Regions from separate parts of the Homo sapiens genome. Here region 2 is linked to region 1. A link is a contact called in ENCODE Hi-C or POLR2A ChIA-PET data. All regions are on one chromosome and are shown on one strand. The core of a region is the stretch at or near the end of the contact, and the rest is flanking DNA. Distances in the headings are between cores, read along the strand shown.

Region 1 (3,436 bases), core at 720-3,219:
AAATCCTGAGGTAGAGCAAATAATATTTTTTTCTACCTTTAGTATGTAAGGAAATTAAGGCCCAGAAAAGTAGTGAGTAATATGACCCAAATTCACAGTGGAGAGACCAAGACTGCAACTTAGTTTTCTCAAGTGTTTACCTCTGGGCTACCCACCATCAAGGCTAAGAATTCTCAACAGCTCTGGTCTTCTGGAGGCCTTTCCTTGTCAAATCTCATTCCTGTTTTCTACCCCTCCCCCCAAACCCCCGTACTATCTAGCAGAGAAGAATCTTCACTTCTCAGTTGAGGAACGCCCTTTCCCTTTACAGGCTTTTGGCCAAAATGAGCAAAGTTCTCTTCTCAGGATGAGGTGGCCAGCCTTTCTGCATCAATATTGTGAAACACATGAATAATCTGGGCACGCATCCCCAGGGCCATGACTCTGCAATTTTGTACCTTCTAAAACTAACAAACACTACACATGAGATAAAGAAAAAAGATAATTCGGTGGCCATGTTGCGGATACGTTAATCTGGAACTCTAGATGAATTCTAGCATTTCCTGAAGGCATCGTGGTGGCTGCAGACTCAGCCCACTATGTGGTCTCATGCAAAGTGGGGTTCAGAGCCCAGAGGCTGCAGGTGAAATGCTGGTGCCTCTCGGGAGAGTGGTGGGGTAAGGCCTTTCTCTGTGCTGACCTGACCTCCTTTTCCAATCTCAGGGATTCATAGACACCACTCTAAAACAAAGCGGTAGAAAAATTTTACTCGTCTGCCAGAGAGGGTAATATCCAAATTTGGACTGATTTGCCTTTTTTTTTTTTTTTTTTTTAATTACCAAAGATAATCGCACACATAGCCCTCTTATTTTGGAAACAGCAGAGGACAACAAAGTCCAGTACTATCCTAAGGCCAAGAAAAGCATATGCAAAAGGTAGGTGTAGGCTGGGACTCACAGCAGGCTGGGACCCCAGGAAAACTGGGCTTTAAGGATTGCTCACTGGAGGCCTGGGTGCTATACAGCAATGCTTGCGGGCACCCACTCAGCACTCACTGGGTAAGAAATTAGGGAGAAGAAATAGGGGAATATAAACGTGGAGCTCAGACTGCCACATTTCAAGAGAAGCAGAGAGACTAGAAGATTTACATGCACTCCTCTCTCCTCTGTCCCAAGCCAGCTAGAGCAATATATGACACCTTAATTCCCGAAAAAGAGAGTTCCCTTCTCCTTTTCTCCTTCCACATGGCTTCCTCCTCCAGACTGGGGAAGTGGGGCACAGGTGAGAACCGTCCCAAGGGGCTCACCCTTAGCTCTCTTGTCACTGGCTATAATATCACACAAAAATATTATCATCTAACCCACATCCTCTTGTTTCGATAGCTAGCATTATTAGCAGTAGTATTATTTAGTATTATTTTAAAACTTGCTGATGTTTCTCCTATCAAAGTGAACTCAGAAGAGCAAATCCTGCCTTACAATAGGCATAAAGGCCACTATGCCCATGAAACCTGAGACATCGCAGGCTTTTGCACTCTTGGGGAGAACAGCAGTCGTTCAAACTACAGGCATTTCCTCCATTACTACACGTGCCTTTTCCTCCTTCCCCAGAGTTCAAGGGACCCTTTCAAACAGGAGGTTACTTTGACTTGAAAAGGCTAAGTTTGGAAATCATCACTCAAGCATGAAAAGACTCTCTCGTTTCATTCCTGGAGTTTGAGAAATGGGAAAACTTACCCGCACGGGGACAGAAATACAATTCCCTTTCAAAAGCGATCGATTGAAAAGCTAAGTTTAGCTGCTAAGTGGAGCCAAGCACTTCCAGCTGGCAGAGACCCCCCCAAGTCTTCCATCTGCCACCCACCCTGGCCCTCCCTGCCTGCCACCCTTTGCATGCGGTCCCCTTCTCCCCTCCCAGTACGCACGGTGAGGCCGAGGAGGAGGAAGCAGCAAGCCTGTCCCGCCGCCGGGTCGCGCGCAATGCAGGGACTGTGGCCGCGCGGGCCGGACGCAGGCACCGCCCCTCTCCAGTTAATCTCCTGTTAATTAGCCCTCCCACGTTTAAAGCCCGACCCCAACCTCGCCAAACCCCTCCTCTAAATCACCTGATTTACCCGCCCACAGTAACCATCGCCTGCTGATTCCCTTTGAGCCCTTCTATTTGGCGCCCTTAGAAACTCTGGTTCCTGAAATGCCAACTCCCCTAATCAGTGGGAAGGGGGACAGTAGCCATTGTCTAGGAACTCTGAATTCTCGAACATTTCAGGATCAGCAGAGTTTTGGAAGTTGTTTTTAAAAACTTCGCAGAAAGTTAAAATCTCCAGGGTAGAACTAATTAGCAGGCATTGACAATATTACCTTCCCTTAGACTTCACCTCCCCTGCGCTGGTGGCAAGGCCTCCTTAAAAGGCTGACAATGACAGAATGTAACCCTCAGTAAAGATCACTTACGGTGTTCCAAATTCATGATACCAGACAATTTGCTTTGTCACGATGTCCCCTCCTGTTCAGGGTCCAGAATGAAATTGGAGGCAATTGTACTGGATCAGCTCATTACACAATCAGCTTAGTGTGTTTTTTACAGGGAGGTTTAGAGGAACGTTTACGGAAGCCGTAGATATTTAGCCTACCATCACTATCTAGATTAGGGATACTTCCAAGCTTCCTAGTCCCCATAGTCCCCACAATATTTATGGATCTATCTTTCATGGGTTTATATGAGAAATGTTTAAGGATTTCTGTTTTCAATCTATATTATTTCTCTCCTAGTGCTATATCTCAGACACTCACCACCTGTTGCAAGGTCTACTTCCTTTTTTTGCTCTTAATTTACTCCTTTAGGCTTTAAAGGATATCCCTAGGACTAACTTTCTAGGATGTGATGGACAAGTTCATGTTCTATTAAAGAAAGAAATAACTACCAGTTTGCTCTAGGAACAGAAATTAATCCAAGGAAGGTCTGAGAATGATTTCTATATAAGCATAACAGTAGGAGTTTTGGAAAATCTAGCATCAGAAGGCATCTGTTCTTCACTTTTATGTCTGTATCTTTTCAAAACTCTACTTATTCACCTATCTTTGTAAAGTATACTAGAATCTGTCTGTAACATTAACTGGAATAGGATAGAATTTGAGATGACATAAATCTATTCTGAATTCTCTCCAAAGGAGTTTGGTATTATAAGAATTTAAGACTCTCTTCATTTATTATAAGGTGATACAGGCCAAATCTTATGGATAACATGGCAGAAAAAGGAAGAGGAGAGCTACTGTTTAGATAATTTGGTCTACAGAATGCTAGTTGAATGGTTCTAACATTTTTTTTTTTTTTTTTTTGAGACGGAGTCTGCCTGTGTAGCCCAGGCTGGAGTGCAGTGGCGCGATCTCAGCTCACTGCAAGCTCCGCCTCCCGAGTTCACACCGTTATCCTGCCTCAGCATCCCAAGTAGCTGGGATCA
Region 2 (3,592 bases), core at 604-3,103, 470 kb after region 1:
AGTCAGGAGACATCCCGCTGGCAGAATCAAAAAAGATGATGATAATCTAGATATAAGGGAAAATCAAGAATGCTTTAGATTTCAACCTTTAAAAACTTAGGAAATGACGAGCAGCTGAGTTTTGTTTTTTTGTTGTTTTTTTGTTTGTTTGTTTTTGACACAATGAGTTTTAATGATGCCTAAAGCCAGTTAACAAAAACCGGGATTGAAATAAAAACCTAGGGCCATCAATGTAGGATATCACTAAGGAGTACACACAGAGCAGCATTCGTAAAGGAGATCAACATTCATTATCTGGTGCGTTTGTTAATGCAGATTCCTGAGTCTCAATCAAAATATACGGAATAAGTCATTTAGGCCTCTGAAAATTTTGAGAACCACTGAAGACAAAGAAGCACACAGGACCACGATGGACCACGATGGAATTTTGGTGGGATCAAACATGCGTTCTGTATGGCAGCCAGTGAGTCAGAATTTTATGAATATCTGACACTGAAGTTTTTGATTATTTCAGGACACAAGCTACAGAGAACACCAAAGTTAGCCATCTTGGCTACACTTACGCTGTGAAATCTGCAGCTGCTGTAGCTGCTTTGGTGGCATCCTTATTCAGTGTTGCACCCCAAACAGCACCTTTATGACCCAAAAATGTTCCAATCCAGTCTCCTGTATCTCCCTGGCGTAGCATAGGTTTACCATCTAGAAAATATTTTTTAAAACATGTAATTTATAAGTTCAGATTACTTAAAGTCTAAGATTCAAATGTAAATATACAATGATGTTCAATGACAAAGTGGAAAAATTGTTTCAGCTATTTAACTACCACCACCCACTGAAGGCACTAAGGAATGTGCAGTAATAAATTAACTGAAGAGCTGAACAGATCATTCTCTCTGAAAAGCATCTGTAATTGGCTGGGAATACTGATCTGCGTCAAAACAATCTAGATTTTAGTCTTATTTTGGACAGACATCTTAGCCTGAATCTCAGTTTCCCATTTGAAAAATGAGGCTAATACCACAAAGGAATATCCAGTGAGACAAGAGCGAACGTCTTTGTAAGGTATTGCACGGCCTGGCCTAATTTCTCCTTTCCCCAAATCCTTGAAAGCTATTTACCGTGTTGTCCCGAGAGTCTAGGCAAATGCTGACCAGCTCCTTCAAAAATAGCAATAAAAATAAAATAAGGAGAGAGGTCTTAGTTGGAGGTAATAGTTTCTACAAAAGCGTCCTCTCGGCTCCAGCTGCGGATTCCCTAACACACTCCTTTCTCCACCGGACCAGTGTTGGCTCTCATCTCAGATGTTAATATCGCCCCCTCCCCCCTCACCACACCACCGCTTCGGCACTGGAGCGTGCGGGTCCCGATCCCTTTCAGCCCAGTCCCAGCCGTCGAGGACCAGGATTGCGGCCTTGCTCACCTTTGCAAGCGCTGATTAAGAAATACCCATAAGGCGTGATGCCACTGAAGGCCAAATCAACCACGGGTCGCGTGTGGCCAGAGCAGGTGAGCGGCGTCTGTCTCATTGCCATGGCGGCGGCGAAGCCAGCGACCGGACTGGCGAGCTGAGGGTCGTCGTTGTCTTTTCTCTCTTCTGCTGCAGTGCCTCGGGCTGCTCCAGGCCCCCGCCCTGACACTAGGGCTGGGCTGGGCAACAGGAAAAGAAGGGCAATCCGGTGGCACCGAGGTTAGGGAGGGGTGAGGGAGGGGTCAGGGAGTCTGCGACCAGCAAGCAACAGTCGACGAGGGAGGGAAAGGGAGGGAGGGAGGAAAGTAGGGGATGGGGAGAAGCGGAGAACCGGGCCAGCCACGATTCACAGCGTCCACACCGGCATCGGCAGGAAGTGACGACGTAAATGACGCAGAGCACCCGCCGGAAATGACGATTGGCGGGAGGGCGGGCTCGCCGGGTAGAAGTGACTTGAAGAAAGAGCGAGAAGTATAGAAGGGCGCAGGCGCTAGTTCAGTGCTCGTGAGGTAACTGGCGCTGGCCCACGCCGACTAAGGGAGACGCTCTAGGCACCGGGATGGGGTCCCTGTCCCCGAGCTCTAGCGGGTCAGAACGCCTTCCTGGTCCGCGGCCGAGTTGAAAGTTGTTCCCACTCCCATAAGTCCAAGGACCAGCGTCAGCTGTGTACCTGCCGAGCAGCCCTACTGAGGACTGTGCTCGGCCTCTGAATATCTAGACGGACACGAGCCATACCCAGTGACGGCCCAAACCAGCGAACGCTGTCTGGCAACGTTTTTTGCAATTTGTCTTATTTAAAAACCATATACGGGCTTGGAGTGGTGGTGCCTGTGGTCCCACCTACTTGGAAGGCTGAGGTGGGAGGATAACTCGAGCCCGAGAGGTCGACACCGCAGTAAGCGGTGCTCGCGCCACCGCACTCCAGCCTGGGCAACAGAGCGAGACCATGTATTAAAAAAAAAAAAAAAATCCCCAGTCATTTCTTCCGCTGTGTAAGTTTTCCTATGTTGCTAATGTTTTAGGAGTGGATACTATATAGTTTTAAATGCGATTAAATTCAAGTTACTTTTTCCTTGGTGGACTTCGGAGAACTCTAGAGTCGTAGATCCCCAATTTTTTTGATGAAATACTCTCATCCGTAAAGTGAGCCTTCACTCATTTTATAAGCGAATGAATGCTGAATTCTATCAAAAACTTTTACACCTTTTGATATGATGTATATATGAGTGATGATTTGCAAATTACATAGATGTGCATTATAATACATGGACAAAAATAGAAATATTAAAATAATATTTAAATATAAACAAACTCTGATATTGTCTGCAGCAGGCAGCCCACTGTGGCTCTGTGAAACCACCAGAGCTGTTAATTGTTGATACTGTTTCCTAACCAGGAGAGGGCTTTTCTCTGGGCAAGTTGTATCTTTATTGATAGAATGTAAACCCAATACAACAGAGATTTTTGTGTTTTCTTTGCTACTTTATCCCCAAGGTCAAAACGTCTGGGCACATAGCAATAAATATGTAATCAACATAAATGTCTGTGAATGTTTTCTTCATCTTTTTGCAGCAAACACCGTCTACAAGATTCGAGTCAAACAACGTGAGAACTTGAAATACGTCTCCATTCTTTTTCCTTAGTACTCTCGTTCATTCACTTACGGTAAAGCACTTACTATATATGTTTTTCATTTTATCTTGTTCGACTCCTCCTTTGTGCCATCCTCTCCCTTTTGTCTCACACATACGCACCACTCACACATTTATGAACTCCTTAATGGCAATGGTTATGGCTTTGTCATTTGTACTCTAGTGCCAGAAAAGTGAATGGCATTTAGTGAATACTCAGCATGACTGTTTACTGATTAAATAGATTGTTGCATTACTGATGGAGGTAAATAAAAGACCCACTCAAAATGACACAACTGGTCAGATACTGATACATGTTCATTTATTGCTCATTGTGTGTAGATAAGAATATAATTGGTAAGTTATGGTACATACTTGGCTCTAAAGAATGTATTATTTCCTGCTCATTTGGATTCTGAGTTCTAAGAGTATTGTGTATTATGACCAATTGGGTAGGCTTCAAGGTCAATTTAATATTAGAAGACAGGTTAAT

Evidence for each region. A loop is a pair of places that touch in the nucleus more often than their neighbours do. ChIA-PET counts read pairs that join two places held with the same protein, here RNA polymerase II (POLR2A). Pooled maps may share reads with other maps.
Region 2: a loop to region 1 is called in a map of PC-3, with 12 times the contacts of the local background. The contact joins the promoter of STRAP here to the promoter of MGST1 in region 1. A Hi-C loop is called at or near these places in 2 of 168 maps with a recorded cell type or tissue (PC-3 and endothelial cell of umbilical vein), 1 of 37 single-sample maps with no recorded cell type and 3 of 50 pooled maps. POLR2A ChIA-PET finds 5 or more read pairs at or near these places in 1 of 52 experiments (GM12878).

What each region holds. Positions count from the first base shown.
Region 1 is chr12:16,346,178-16,349,613 of GRCh38, reverse strand. It overlaps MGST1 (microsomal glutathione S-transferase 1), which reads right to left and starts at 1,969. Exons shown (of 4, transcript NM_020300.5): 1 at 1,904-1,969. RefSeq lists enhancers at 90-1,019, 1,950-2,879.
Region 2 is chr12:15,880,648-15,884,239 of GRCh38, reverse strand. It overlaps STRAP (serine/threonine kinase receptor associated protein), which reads right to left and starts at 1,853. Exons shown (of 10, transcript NM_007178.4): 1 at 1,421-1,853; 2 at 564-699. The coding sequence starts at 1,532. It overlaps LOC102724146 (a long non-coding RNA gene), which reads left to right and starts at 1,942. Exons shown (of 6, transcript XR_007063230.1): 1 at 1,942-2,460; 2 at 3,041-3,133. RefSeq lists enhancers at 1,776-1,895, 2,206-2,435.